Linked DNA regions of Homo sapiens: region 2 is linked to region 1. Evidence: chromatin loops called from intact Hi-C (ENCODE). Cell type or tissue: heart right ventricle. All regions are shown on one strand. Region 1 overlaps ARMH3 (armadillo like helical domain containing 3). Region 2 overlaps ARMH3 (armadillo like helical domain containing 3).

Region 1 (5,000 bases):
AAGGGAGAGAAGTGCTCCAACACATGCTGGAGATTAACAAGGCAGTCAAATACCTCTAATCTGATAGTGCTGAGAATAAACCAAGTGTACTGTAATGCTGTCATTTAGCACCCTTCAAAATCAGTTAGAGAAGAGAAGCAACAACTATTTTGAGGGTGGCTCTCAAGAAGGTCCCAGAATAGTATCACCCTCCTCCAAACCCCCAAGTGAAAAGGACTATTAAAAGAGGTAATGAGTACACAAAGACTCCATGAGAGCAATGACTAAGATTATTCACCACTGATCCCCACTTACCTTAGCACCACAACTTATATTATAGAAGGTATACAATAATAATGATAATTATTATTATTACTATTATTTTGAGACAGGGTCTCATTGTCACCCAGGCTGGAGTGCAGTGGCATGATCACAGCTTACTGCAGCTTCAACCTCCCTGGGTTCACCTCAGCTCCCACCTCAGCCTCCCAAGTTGCTGGGACTACAGGTGCACACCACCACGTCTGGCTAATTTTTCTTTCTCTCTCTCTCTCTTTTTTTTTTTTTTTTTTTTTTTGTAGAGACAGCTTCACCATGTGGTACAGGGTGGTCTTGAATTCCTGGGCTCAAGCAATCTGCCCACCTCAGCCTCCCAAAGTGCTGGGATTACAAGTGTGAGCCACCGCACCCAGCAGGTATACAATTACATATTGACCAAGTAAATCAATCTTGCTATCCTTTCCCCATTCTCCTATGAAATCCCTCTCCATTGAAATCGCTTCGTCTCTGGCCTGCGCACTCTTTTTGAGAGGCACTTTCATCATTTCATTTAACTTTGAAAGAAGTTGGAGGAGGCTGAGGACACGTGCTTGCTAATCATCCTTTCACAGATTGCCTTGTGTGCCAGAAAGGATTTTTATTATTGGTCTGTGGCAGCTACTGCTGGAGAAAGATTTCAGCTTGACCTTCCCAAGCTGCTGGGGGATGAATACTGCACGTGGCTGACAGAGTAAATGTCTCCTTTTTTTTTTTTTTAAAAAAAAAAAAAAGCTTTTAGACTAACCAGAGCTCACTGTGGTAGGAAAGTCACCCCTTCTCTTACTGCATAAAACTCAAGATGTTGAATTATTTTGCATAAAAATGATATAGTAAAATTAATGTGAACTAGTCCAACAAGAAAATGGTAGCATCACAAAGCACCTCACAGACAGCACAGCATCAAAGAACAGGATTCAGGATAGCTCCACAGGCAGAGAGGAAAAAAGGAAATGAAGGCCATTTATAAAAGCAGTTTTAAATGTGAGGATGGATTCTCACAGCTGGGCTCACAAAAGAGAACAAATATGTCAAAGGGAACAACTGACAGACTAATAGAGTCCTATCCATCTGGCTGAGAAAAGAGCCACTGGTGGGAATACTGAGAAGCTTGTCTATTAGGAAAAAGGCTTGCTTGGTGCTTCACTGGGAGAACTGAATAGCTTTGAGGAACACTGAAACACATGGTCAAATCATAGCTGGCTGGCTGGCTCTGCCAGCAAGAAGCTCAAACAAGGGTTACAAAGATGCACTGGCAAAAAAGGAAGAACAGGGCACATATGGTCTTCCTACTGGCTTGGGGTCTATACCCTGGCCCCTCCAATTTGGGAGTAGGATGAAAAGGAAAGGGAACCATGTGAATAGGATGTCTTATTTAGTGCTTTTTAAAAAAGGACTCAAGAGTTTCATTTTGACACATCAAGTTCAATCCCATGCCACGCTAACGCCTCATCTGTACTTTTATATAATGCAGAGCTGAGTGCAGGCACTCTGGGAGAAGGGGAAATCAGGCCAGATTTAAAGAAAACAAAGACACAAGGCTATCTGCATCTCTAACTCAGTCCATACCACAGAAAAACCTCCTCAAAAATAATTGCTCAAGGCAAAGAGAACTCAATTACTAAGGAAAATCTGTCCCAATGAGGGCTCATGTTTTAACGAGCCAAATAGCTTCAAATTAAGCTGAACTCAGGGTTTTTCTAATTGGCAGTTTCATCCATTTCTAAGTTCTCATTTCTTATTTTCAAAAATCAAAATGACTCTCTGCCTAAAATTTTAAAAAAAGAAATGCCTTATCACACTCTAAAACAAATAATTCACCAGATTTTCACCTACATATCTTCTATATAATTAACAAACCCTTCAGATGGCACAAACGCAGACAGCATCACTCTGTATTAAAAGTACTATCAACCAACCCCACACTAATTCCTCTCAGCAGCCTGGCCCTGGTCACTACCACAAAAGCTCAGTCACAGAATCCCCCTGCCATCAGAGAGAAGGCAACTGCTTGATCCTAGCCACCAACTAGGTCATCTGGGGAAAGTAGTGGCTTACCTGCTCCTCTGACAGTTGGGATATGTGATTCACAGCAGCGTAGGACTCAATTTTGGGGTTAAAGTGGTTGATGATGGCTCTGAAACAAAGAATTCGTATTAATATGGTGCCAGATAGAAGAGGTGGATACATCTGTTAAAAAATAAGGATCAAGTACCCTCTGGTTTAGAGTACTAGAGCATGGGACCGATTGTGACTGGGTAACTTCCTCTTATTGAACATGAGGTAGTCACAAATGGGGGTGAATTGATAACTCTGAAGTGGGAAGGATTTACTATTAGACAGAAAATAGAATCAAGCATCTCTGCTCTGCAAATGAACTAACGGAAAAAACCCAAAGCCAAACAAAAATATTGAGTCCTTCAGATGAGAAAGGGAACCCAGAGGGCTGTCCACTAGGGGGCCCTGGTGCTTCAATCAGAAAGAAAAGCTGTCTTGTCTGACTTGGGAGAACAGGGCACTCAGTAAAGCTGGGCCAACAACATATAGGCTAAATAGAAGCAATCTTCATACTTGTTAGTAAATAGTTTCAAACCAAAATTTTATATCCGGCCATTCAACCCAAAAGCTGAGTGTCATTTTAAAACACTCCCTTCTCCATCACTTAGTCACATCCAAAATTACCTAGTCTTATCAAATCTACCTCTTAAAAATCTCTGAAATCTGAAATAAATTTCCCTGAAACCAGTGCCTTGGTATAGGTCTTTGTCATTTCTTGCCTGGTGTAGCAAAAAGAACACAGGTTTTAGATCAGGGTTTTACATGAGTCCATATGAATATAAATGATTCATAGAGAGAGACAAATCTCTTTTTTTCATATATATATATATATTTATTTATATTTATATTTTAGACAGGGTGTCACTCTGTTACCAAGTCTGGAATGCAGTGGCACAATCATGGCTCACTGCATCCTTAACCTCCCAGGCTCAAGCGATCCTCCCACCTAAGCCTCCCTAGCAGCTGGGACTACAGGCATGTGCCAGCATGCCCGGCTAATTATTTTTGTATTTTGTTGGTAGAAACACGGTTTTGCCATGTCGCCCAGGCTCAAGCCTGGGCTCAAGCAATCCACAGGTCTCCACCTCCCAAAGTGCTGGGATTATAGACATGAGCCACAGCGGCTGGCCAACAAATCTTTCTCATAGAACAATTTCAAATAATATATGTAGATACTTCTCCCTATAGGAAATGAAGTTTATTTCTCATTCCTGAGGGTGGGCTAGATTTAGTGATTTATTGCCAAAGACTAGAGTAGCAAATGGGAAACACAGTAACTTTATAGCAAAGAAGCCTGGTAAACACTACCTTAACCAAATGATGAAGCTGTAGATTGCCAGTGATATCATGTAGATACCATGTAACCCTTGGTATGATCTGATGAGAAGGGCACTTAATATCTCAATCTAATCACAAGAAAAATATCAGACAGGGGACATTCTACAGGATACCTGACTGGTATTTTTTTTTTTTTTTTTTTTGAGACAGGGTCTCACTTTGTCATCCAGGCTGGAGTGCAGTGGCACAAACATGGCTCACTACAGCCTCCATCTCCTTGGCTCAAGCAATCCTCCCACTTCAGCCTCCCAAGTAGCTGGGACTACAGGCATGTGCCACCATGTCTGGCTAATTTTTGTATTTTTTGTAGAGATGGGGTTTTGCCAGATTGCCCAGGCTGGTCTCAAACTCCTGAGCTCAGGCAGTCCTCCCTCCTCACCTCCTAAAATGCTGGGATTACAGGCATGAGCCATTGCTCCTGACGCTGACTGGTAGTTTCTTTCTTTCTTCCTTTTTTTTTTTTGAGACGGAGTTTTGCTCTTGTTGCCCAGGCTGGAGTGCAATGGTGCGATCTCAGCTCCCTGCAACCTCCACCTTCCGGGTTTAAGCAATTCTTCTGCCTCAGCTTCCCAAGAAGCTGGGATTACAGGCCCCCGCCACCATGACCAGCTAATTTTGTATTTTTAATAGAGATGGGGTTTCACCACATTGGCCAAGCTGTTCTCAAACTCCTGACCTTTCAGGTGATCCACTCACCTTGGTCTCCCAAAGTATTGGGATTACAGGTGTGAGCCACCGTGCCCAGCCAGTACTTTCTTAAGACTCTAAAAGTCATGAAAAACAAGAGTTGAGAAATTGTCACAAATCACTGGGGAGATATGACAATTAAATGCATATCCTGGAATGGACCCTGGCACAGCAAGAGGACATTAATGGAAAAACTGGTAAAATCTAATTAAAATACGGAATTTAGTTAATAATAATGCCAGTTACTTAGTGTTGATACATGTACCTTGGTGACATAAAATGACGGAAATTAGGCTGAGGGTATCCAGGAACTCTGTGGATTATCTTTTTACTTTTTCTATAAATCTAAAATTATTCCAAAACAGAAAGTTTATTAAAATGGGTAGTGTGGGCTAGGCGTGGTGGCTCACGCATGTAATTCCAGCACTTTGAGAGGCTAAGGTGAGCGGATCACTTGAGCCCAGGAGTTCAAGATCAGCCTGGGTAACATGGTGAAACCCTGTCTCTACAAAAAATACAAAAAAATTTAGCCAGGTGTGGTGGCACACACTTGTGGTCCCAGCTACTTGGGAGGCTGAGGTGGGAGGATCACTTAAGCCTGGGAGACAGAGGTTTCAGTGAGC
Region 2 (5,000 bases), 72 kb after region 1:
TGGAACAGCAGGGAATGATGAGTAGGAGTGAGACTCTCCAGACTCTTGCTGCCTACCACACAACACCCCTCACTCTCAATCCTTTAAAAGCACAGGTACAGTAAAGAAACAGCAGGCAAGGAAAGTACAAGAGGCTGGCTTCACCCACATTCTGTTTCTAAAGCCTGAATCTTCCCCTCAAATAGTAAAAAAAAGCCTTGCCAGGCATGAAGGAGATAGGCATCTTCATTTATAAACTCTTTACCCCGGCCCCAACTTGAGTTCTCTGGGGTTTCATAATGAAAAGGCAAATGATAGGCAGCTGGCCCTTTTAATGGTGTCTGTTAAGTGATCAAGTATCTGTTGGACTGGGGGGACAAAAAGGCTCCAAGGGAGCCCATTCAGGATCACACAACCTGCTTAGCTCCTACCAGGAGCACAGGAATAATGGGGCTAGCTAAAATTCACATAAAAATGACTAACCCAAACTTCCCTCCTTAAAGAAGATCACCTTGCTGAGTGAGCTACGTGGGGGCTGCCCACCCCACCACCTAATCCCCAGAGTTTAGACAAGCCCTGTTAATGATATACTACCTGACAATCGGACTCTATAAAATCATAGAGGCGAGAGAAAGGGATGGGCAGCACGCTTGGCACTCTGCAAAACGTAATGGCTAGAGACAAAGCAGCTTTTGCACACATCCCATCAACAAGGGCTTTTGTCCCCAGGACACACAGCACAGAGATGCAGCCTCAGCAGTGGCTATGTGGTAATTAAAGGGCAGGAAACCTGGAGGAAAGGATGTGGGAGCAATGATTTATTGCTCCTCTGCTGGACTACAGCTAGTCTTGATCTCTGGGATTCAGAATCCAGGATGACAAAGTGAGAAATATTAGAGGAGGAAGAGAGCAACTCTGGCACGGGCAACCTGTGTCCCAACTGCCACAGGCATTAGCGGAGCCAGAGTATTGAAAGGGAGAGTCCAGTACCACAATACTCTGAGAGTCAGTGCCAGAGTGGCTTGCATTCTGCCCCTGAAAATGCAGGTCAGATATTCTGCTCCCCCAAGAACCAAGGTCTTCTCACTTGGAAGTAAGAATTCTCTACAGGGGCTGGGCGCAGTGGCTCACGCCTGTAATCCTAGCACTTTGGGAGGCTAAGGCAGGCAGATTGCCTGAGTTCAGGAGTTCGAGAACAGCCTGGGCAACACGGTGAAACCCTGTCTCTACTAAAATACAAAAAATTAGCTGGGCGTGGCGGTGTGCGCCTGTAGGCCCAGCTACTCGAGAGGCTGAGGCAGAAGAATTGCTTAAACCCGGGAGGCGGAGGCTGCAGTGAGCCGAGATCGCACCACTGCACTCCACCTTGGGCGACAGAGCAAGACTCCTTCTCCAAAAAAAAAAAGAACTATCTACAGGGAATTTAATAGGCAACTAAAATGAAGCCTCTGACATCACAGATGGTAATTCTTCTTCAAGAGAGAATGTCCCAAATATCCCATGAAATAGTGCTTTTCTCCATCATAATCTCCTTGACTTTGCACTCACTATATCAACTGTTCAGTGTCCTATACACCACTACACACAGATTCTAGCCTCTGACCTGATATGATGGGAGTTTTAAGTCTGTGAGGCTTTGACATAGCTGATTATAGATTTTTAGAGCTAGAAAATGCCTTAGGTCATTTAATCCGATTTCCTCATTTTTGGATAAGAAAACTCCATGCCCCATTCCACCCTCACCCCAAACTAGCTGGTGACTAAGCTGGGACTAGGACCTTGTCACCTGTTTAGTGTTCTTTCTACCATGCCATTAAGAAGATAAGCCAGGTACAGTGGCTCATGCCTGTAATCCCAGCACTTTGGGAGGCTGAGGCAGGCTGATCATGAGGTCAGGAGTTCGAGACCAGCCCGGCCAAGATGGTGAAACCCCGTCTCTACTAAAAAATACAAAAATTAGCCAGGCACGGTGGCGGGCACCTGTAATCCCAGCTACTCGTGAGGCTGAGGCAGGAGAATCGCTTGAACCTGGAAGGCGGAGTTTGCAGTGAGCCGAGATTGCACCACAGCACTCTAGCCTGGGCGACAGAGCAAAACTCCGTCTCAAAAAAAAAAAAAAAAAAAGAAGATTAAACAAATAAAGGTGCGAGATCAAGCTGAACGTGAAAGTGGGGTTACAGCTTACTATAAATGGTGTGCTTAGATCTGCTGACTATACTGTTATCAGCACTTCTCTAGACTCTGGTTTATAACTTTCTCCACCTGTTGGCTGCTCTACGTCATTTTCATGTATTTGGTCCCCATTTTCCCTTGGTCCTCAGCTACCTGTTAAAGTACAAGTATTTAATACCTCATTATCGCCTTCCTGTCACTCACTGGCAACACAAAAAGACTCCCAGAAGCTTTGCTCAGCACGAGCCACCTCAGCAGGCCTCTCTGCCAGCTCCTTGGCCTGCTCTCTGCTGTCTTATCTACATCTCAGCTCTCACCTCCACCTCTCTATCCCTTGTGGCTGCTTGCTCTCTCTTTTTTTTTTTAAGCACATAACTATCAACTAAAACTGTTCCTAATTCCCTCAGTCAGTGTTGCCTTCTTCAAAATTAGGTACTGCCAATGGAAGATGATTGGATATGGACATTAAAGGGAGCCAAGATCCCCTTTCTTTAGAAAAAATCAGAACCAAAACAAAAAAATATGGGTATAAACAATTAATAACCAGGTTTATTTATAAACTATTATGGACCGAGCTTTGCACAGGGTTTATGCCAAAAAAGACAGGTTTAGGCCAAAGAAGAAAATGCCCTGTGTCAGGAGCAGTTTCAAGGACAGCAGAGAACTGGCACTCAGGATCTCAGTGCCAACACAGAGCTCATGCTAACAGGCTCCTGACTCACCCCCTCTACATACACACACATTTTTAGAAAACTGCCCTTGATCCACTTGTCCACTTGATGTCATCTGGGCACATGACCAGCCAAATTGTTCCAAGGACACTCACAGAAGTAGCAGTACATACAGGGAAGAATTAAGATAACTAAAAAATAAGGGGATGATTGCATAAACATAGTACGGTTAATCAGTCATACATCTGTAAGACTTTGCAATCAAGTACAGTAAATGTTGCAGTCATGAAGATATGAGGGACAGGATGTACCATTTAATTTAATCCTTTGCCTTATCATGTTTCTCATTGTTAAATAATAGTTTCTAAAATGAAGTGGGGCAAAAGGGCTAATACAGGATTCTTCACCAAAGGCCTGACTCCTGGTCTGAGAGATTTCCAACGAAGCATGACCTTATGGTATAGAAACTTAACACTGTGTAAACAGCTTTGCCCATTAGGTGAGCAATGGCTGCTCACTCCCTCAAAAGAGAATGGCATAGCTTGTCGCAGAGAATATCCTTTTGGGTAAGGGCAAGCTTGGTAGTTGAGACTTTCCAAACCTGAAGAGATAATGCCCATGGGCCCATACTCCACATCCCTGGGAATGCGCTGTCCCAAAATACCAACGTGAAGAGACACATCACAGAGGAATGCATCATTTCCTCCAGAAGAATGACAACTACTACAAGTTAATAACTGTGTCCAGAAGCTCACACAGAGCATCTCAAACTTTCCTTTTTTTTTTTTTACCCTCTATCTGATACCTTAAAAAAAGACACTTAACTACAGAAATCACCTTCCTCAAACTACATTCACCTCTTTTCAAAGTAAGAAATACCATGGTCATAAATGGCAGGAAAGGTAACACTTATTAGGTGCTTGCTAGGTGCTAGATATTATGTAAAGCACTTAAATTATATTCTTCTCACTGAATCCTCTTAACTATCTGATGAAGTAGGTATTATTGTTCCCATTTTACAGATGAGCAAATCAAAATTCAGAAAGGTTAAATAAATTACCCAAAGCCAATATGCTGGTTGGAGCTAAACTGCATTAAGGACAAATCATGCTGGGGAGAAGAAGGTCTCTGAACTCCCACTGCTGAGGTCTATGAAACTGTATTGGATCCACCCAAACTTCAATTTGAAAAATATTTGTTGGGGATACAGGAGCTATCTAGGGCCAATATCTATATTTGCCACCAAAAACCATACTTTGATCACAATTCCACTGATTAGCCCCTCACATAACAAAGTGACCAAAGGAAAAATCCTATAAGCTCAGAGTACATGTCTTTTTTTCTTTTTTTTTTTTTTTTTGAGACAGAGCTCAACTCTGTCACCCAGACTGAAGTGCAGTGGCATGATCTTGTCCCACTGCAACCTCCACCTCCCGGGTTCAAGAGATTCTCCTGCCTTAGCCTCCCAAGTAGCTGGGATTACAGGAACCCATCACCATGCCCGGATAATTTTGCATTTTTTTTTTTTTTTTTGAAACAGAGTCTCACTCTGTTGCCGAGGCTGGAGTGCAGTGGCACGATCATGGCTCACTGCAACCTCCACCTCCCGGGTTCAAGCCATTCTCCTGCCTCAGCCTCCTGAGTAGCTGGGACTACAGGCACCTGCCACCACACCTGCCTAATTTTTTGTATTTTTTATTTCACTGTGTTAGCCAGGATGGCCTCCATCTCCTGACCTCGTGATCCGGTCGCCTTGGACTCGGCCTCCCAAAGTGCTGGGATTACAGGTGTGAGCCACCGTGCCCAGCCATTTTTGTATTTTTAGTAGAGACGGGGTTTCACCATGTTGGCCAGGCTGGTCTCGAACTCTTGACCTCAGGTGATCCACCCGCCTCAGCCCTACAAAGTGCTGACATTACAGGCATGAGCCACTGTGCCTGGCCTATTTACTTATTTGTTTTTATTTTTTATTTATTTATTTTTGTTTTTGAGATGGAGTTTTGCTCTTGTTGCCCAGGGTGGAGTGCAACGGCACGATCTCGGCTCTCCGCGACCTCTGTCTCTTGGGTTCAAGCGATTCTCCTGCCTCAGCCTCCCGAGTAGCTGGGATTACAGGCATGGGCCACTGCACTTGGCTGTCTCCTGGTAGTAGTTTTAAAAGGTCAACTTAAAATAAGG

What was found. Hi-C counts contacts between places; a loop is a spot of excess contacts. Peaks named below come from ENCODE experiments on the same cell type or tissue, not always from the same donor. Only the 100,000 strongest peaks of a DNase experiment are listed, where the experiment ranks them.
Region 2: it touches region 1 in a loop (2.9-fold over the local background); 20 of 110 quality-filtered maps call a loop at or near these places.

The regions. Positions count from the first base shown.
Region 1 is chr10:101,887,060-101,892,059 of GRCh38, forward strand. It overlaps ARMH3 (armadillo like helical domain containing 3), which reads right to left. Exons shown (of 26, transcript NM_024541.3): 24 at 2,353-2,431. Among named protein-coding and RNA genes, the nearest start is that of KCNIP2, 46 kb to the left of the region's middle. In heart right ventricle, CTCF peaks have their summits at 2,744 (motif pointing right) and 2,962; a DNase peak (open chromatin) is centred at 2,752; H3K27ac peaks cover 1,822 bases.
Region 2 is chr10:101,958,806-101,963,805 of GRCh38, forward strand. The region is part of intron 20 of ARMH3 (armadillo like helical domain containing 3); the gene reads right to left. Among named protein-coding and RNA genes, the nearest start is that of ARMH3, 95 kb to the right of the region's middle. In heart right ventricle, no CTCF peak of the experiment used is centred here; a DNase peak (open chromatin) is centred at 2,906; H3K27ac peaks cover 4,794 bases.